2 separate regions of the Homo sapiens genome follow, and region 1 is linked to region 2. Evidence: read pairs that join two places in POLR2A ChIA-PET (ENCODE). Cell type or tissue: Caco-2. All regions are shown on one strand. Region 1 overlaps CTNND1 (catenin delta 1). Region 2 overlaps OR9Q2 (olfactory receptor family 9 subfamily Q member 2).

What was found. ChIA-PET counts read pairs that join two places held together with the same protein. Peaks named below come from ENCODE experiments on the same cell type or tissue, not always from the same donor. Only the 100,000 strongest peaks of a DNase experiment are listed, where the experiment ranks them.
Region 1: POLR2A ChIA-PET joins it to region 2 with 5 read pairs; 1 of 35 experiments calls an interaction of 5 or more read pairs at or near these places.

What each region holds. Positions count from the first base shown.
Region 1 is chr11:57,795,854-57,798,353 of GRCh38, reverse strand. CTNND1 (catenin delta 1) reads right to left here. Exons shown (of 21, transcript NM_001085458.2): 6 at 1,362-1,897. TMX2-CTNND1 (TMX2-CTNND1 readthrough (NMD candidate)) reads right to left here. Exons shown (of 21, transcript NR_037646.1): 7 at 1,362-1,897. Among named protein-coding and RNA genes, the nearest start is that of CTNND1, 35 kb to the right of the region's middle. In Caco-2, no CTCF peak of the experiment used is centred here; no DNase peak of the experiment used is centred here.
Region 2 is chr11:58,191,167-58,193,666 of GRCh38, reverse strand. It overlaps OR9Q2 (olfactory receptor family 9 subfamily Q member 2), which reads right to left. Exons shown (of 2, transcript NM_001005283.3): 2 at 1-2,500. The coding sequence ends at 2,232. Among named protein-coding and RNA genes, the nearest start is that of OR9Q2, 3.3 kb to the right of the region's middle. In Caco-2, no CTCF peak of the experiment used is centred here; DNase peaks (open chromatin) are centred at 66 and 1,306.

The DNA of each region.
Region 1 (2,500 bases), 400 kb after region 2:
TTTTTTTTTGAGACAGTCTCACTATGTCACCCAGGCTGGAGTGCAGTGGCGGGATCTCGGCTCACTACAGCCTCTGCCACCCGGGTTCAAGTGATTCTCCTGCCTCAGCCTCCTGAGTAGCTGAGACTACAGGCACGAGCCACAACACCCGGCTAATTTTTGTATTTTTAGTAGAGACAGGGTTTCACCGTGTTAGCCAGGATGATCTCGATCTCCTGACCTCGTGATCCGCCCAACTCGGCCTCCCAAAGTGCTGGGATTACAAGCGTGAGACACCGTGCCCAATGGACTCTGTTCTTAATACCAAATCAGAAACTAAAGAAATTCCCAGGAAGAAGTGAGCAAGAATTCCATGGCCCCAGACATCAGAATCCTCTGCCTAACACACCAAAAGGGGGTCACATCTTAGCCAGAAACAGCAAAAACTTCAGCATAGAAGCAGAAGCAAAGTTCATTCTTCAGGACACAGACTAATAACAATCACAAGTTGTTTTTTTTTTTTTTTTTTTTTGAGGTGGAGTTTCGCTCTTGTTGCCCAGGCTGGAGTGCAATGGCATGATCTTGGCTCACCACAACCTCTGCCTCCCGGGTTCATATGATTCTCCTGCCTCAGCCTCCCGAGTAGCTGAGATTACAGGCATGCACCACTACGCCCAGCTAATTTTGTATTTTTAGTAGAGGCGGGGTTTCTCCATGTTGGTCAGGCTGGTCTTGAACTCCGGACCTCAGGTGATCCACCCACCTCAGTCTCCAAAAGCGCTGGGATTACAGGCGTGAGCCACCGCGCCTGGCCCATATATTCAATTATAGAAAACAACTTGTGGACCAGGCGCGGTGGCTCACGCCTGTAATCCCAGCACTTTTGGAGGCCAAGGCGGGTGGATCACCAGAGGTCGGGAGTTTGAGACCAGCCTGGCCAACATGGTGAAACCCCATCTCTACTAAAAATATAAAAATTAGCCAGGCGTGATGGTGCTTGCCTGTAGTCCCAACTACTAGGGAGGCTGAGGCATGAGAATCACTTGAACCCAGGAGGCGGAGGTGGCAGTGAGCCAAGATGGCACCCCTGTACTCCAGCATGGGTGAAAGAGCAAGACTCTGTCTCAAAAAAATAAAAAATAAAATTATATTATTTTCATTTAAAAAATTATATATATATTTATATTATATATATATAGCAAGTCAATACTAAGCCAAGTCAGAAAAGGGAAAAACAGGGTAGCTTTTCACCCCAAAAAAAAGCAGAGGGGAGGAGGCCACGAGTATCTCTGATCCCAAAAAGCCCCTAGAAGTTGAAGGAAAAGCTACCCCTTGTCCCTGGTCTTGGAAAGACCCTTTTCTCTTCCCCTATTCTTGCCTACCTGAGGCGCCGACGAGGGTCAGAGGGTGTCCCAGTCCGACGGGCAGTGCCATAATCAGACATCATACCATAATCCAGGTCATCATAGCCCATACTACGCTGGTCATCCTCTAGCCCATAAGGCTCTGGATGAAAGCGATGCAGATCCACGCTGCTCCCACCTACCCGAACCTGGGGTTGGGGCCCATACACATCCTGTCTACTAGGTGCCCGGTAGCCTTCCATGCTGGGCCTATACCGCTCCTCAATGCGGGTCACCCGGGACAGACTGCCATAGTTATCACTGCCACCTGGATAACCATCTTCATAGTGGCGACTATAACCATCAGGAGGGTAGTGGAAGTTCCTAGGAAGGGTAGCAGTGCCAGCTTGCCCCACATAGGGACCAGGTCCCCCATTGCCATTCTTGCGGAAATCACGACCCAAAGTCTGGATATAGTTGTTAGAAACTGATGAAGCATCCACAGGCAACCCGTCTGGTCCCATAGCGACTGGCTGTACTGTCCGTGTTGTCACAGTCTTCACTACTTTCTTGACCTGCAAGTAGGAAACAAGAAAAAGAAAAACTAATTAAGGAAGTGAGCAATTAAATTCTTTTTTTTTTTTTGAGATGGAGTCTTGCACTGTTGCCCTGGCTGGAGTGCAATGGCGTGATCTCGGCTCACCTGCAACCTCTGCCTCCCAGGTTCACGCAATTCTCCTGCCTCAGCCTCCCGAGTAGCTGGTATTACAGGCACACACCACCACACCTGGCTAATTTTTTGTATTTTTAGTAGAGACGGGGTTTCACTATGTTGCCCAGACTGGTCTCAAACTCCTGACCTCGTGATCCGCCCACCTCAGCCTCCCACAGGGCTGGGATTACAAGCGTGACCCACCGCGCCCAGCCATGAACAATTAAATTCTATACCACTCCAAAAGAAACAAATCTTTATATCCCTAGGTCACTTTACCTAGGAATGCCTTAAAGCCTACCATCTATCTTTCTTTCCATCCTATAGGAAGTCCCCAAGCAGGAAAATTGCCCTGACAGTAACTATGCTTATAAGGGAAGCTACTATAGACCCTGATATACCTTCTGTCTTCCCTATCCCATAAGATTTTCCCATCTCTTCATCCTTTCTATCTGGCCAGAGATCA
Region 2 (2,500 bases):
CTCTGAAGCAAACTATAACCAGGAACTAGGGCCTGGGAGAAGGAGAAGAAAGAGTGCAGAAGGGCAGTTATCAGATAAGAGTATGTACTTTGGAGTCAGAGACCTGAGAACAGAACCTCCCTCATCTGCCACTTTCTTGCTACATAACTTGGTCAAGTCACATAATATCTCTGAGTCTTAGATTTTCTTTTTTGTTTTGCTAAATGGGGTCAATAAAAATTACTTTTCATTAACATTGTTAGGAGGGCTAAAATAAAGGATTCATGTAAAGCTTTTAGCATTGTACCTAGGATATGGTAAGTGTGCACTAGCTTAAGAATTAAGTTAAAAAATTATTTGAGAACTTGACTCCTGGAAATGTCCAGGTTTAGAGCTAATCTGGGCCCAGGAGGGACTGTTCCAGACAGTTCTTCAATAAAGAGGCCCAGAGATCAGCTATGGGTCCCTCTGCCCATCACTACTCACTAGGCTGTGGAGCCTGGACAAGCACCATACTAACATGAATTAATAACAGTAATTAATAACACTAAATAATGTTTATAATATTACCGAATGCCTTCCAATTATCCAAATATACCAAGTTATTGTGAGAATAAATGAGATACATGTAAATCATGTCCCAGAGTAAGTGCTTAGTAAGTATTATTTCACAGAGGAGAAGCAGGCTGAAAGGCACTAATTAATCTGAAGCCACACTGCTAAGAAGTGGCAGACTGGACACTTTGGTGCCAAGTTCTGAGTTCTTTCCACAACACAAATATGTCTAACACCCACCACAGATGTTGGTGTGCTCTGAAAATATTTGCATGACAGTTAATATTTGGAAAATGAACATCAAGAGGCATTCTGTGGTATTCCTTCACCCCAATCTGCAGTTTTTAAATGATTTCTACCAGAGCTGATATATGATCCCAAACCTCTTGGCCATAGGTGTTCATTTTTTCCCTATACCTTTTCCTAAATATGCCCAGCCATCTCCTTTCTAAAATATTTATTATATCTCCTTAAAACAAACATTCCTCAAATTCAGAAGTTGCTGTTTACACACTTCACTTTATCATGCACAACTATACACACACACACACATATATACACAAAGTCACATTATACAATCCTAGAACATAGGGGCTATAAAATGAATTTTGTTGACTGCCATCTACACCAACAGATTGGACTTTTACCTTTTCTTCACCAGATAAAAGGAAAAAGAAAAGAGCAATAACAATAAATTCCGGTTGAGTGATTATATAGAATAGGCAATAGATTACAGCTAGCAACAGTGTGTGTGTCCGATAGGAGCTCAGGCCTAGCTGGGTGGAAGCCCCACCCAACTACTTGCTTGCCGACCTTGAGAATATTACTCAACATCTCTAAGCCTCAAGTGCCTCACCTACCTATAAAGCAGAGATAATAATAGAACCTACCTCATAGGGATGTCCTGTAAATTAAATCAAATAATTCCTGTAGCAAACTTATTGTAAGTCCTGGAAGATAATAATGCCTAATAAGTGTAACTTGCTATTATTATTATTATTATTATTATTATTATTTTCCTCATTGTTATTCAAAAATCACAGAAACAAGAAGATAAAAAAAGAAAGAATAAATGAATAAATGACAAAATTTGGAAAATACCTTTGGATCAAAACAGCAGTTGTATTTGTAGACTGCTTTATAATTTTCCAAATATTCTTGCTTCACTCATCAAGTATTTATTGTGTTGGGCAATGCACTGTGTTCTGCAGATACTAGTGAATAAGACAGAGGCGATCCTTGTCCATTTATGCATTGGATCCTCAAAACCATAGTCCTATAAGGTAGATAAATCTACTTGACAGATAAGAAAACTGATGACTGAAGAAATTACAACTTAAAAGTAGACAATGGAACCTGAGATTCATTCACTCAACAAATATTTATTGAGTGCCTTTCACATGCTAGGTGCTTTGCTAGGAACTGGACATATAGAAATGAAGCTCAGATAAAAAAGTATTTGCTCTCATGTTGCTTACTTTCTAGTTGTGAGCATTAGAAAATGTCAAACACATATAACATCTAATATGTCAGATGATGATAAGTATTACATGGAATAATAAATCAGAAAGTGGAGGTGGGAAGTTCAGGTGCGATTTTGCATAGGGTTATTTAGGAAAGTCTCTCCAGAAGGTGCTATTGAGAAAAGACAGAAAAGATGGGGAAACTAAGGAATGATATATTTCACAAGGGTCCATTTAGGGTCTTCTAGCAGGCTTTGATTTGCTCAGGGCTTTCCTAGTGGCCTCTTTTACCTCCTTGTTTCTCAGGCTATAGATAAGGGGATTCAGCATTGGGGTCACCACCGTGTAGAGCACAGACACCACTCGGTCTCCCTCGGAGGACTGGCCTGTGTTGTCTCGCAGGTACATGAAGATGAGGGTGCCAAAGAAAAGAGCGACGGCAGTGAGGTGGGAGGCGCAGGTGGAGAAGGTCTTGGCCCGGCCTCCAGCAGAGTGGATCTGCA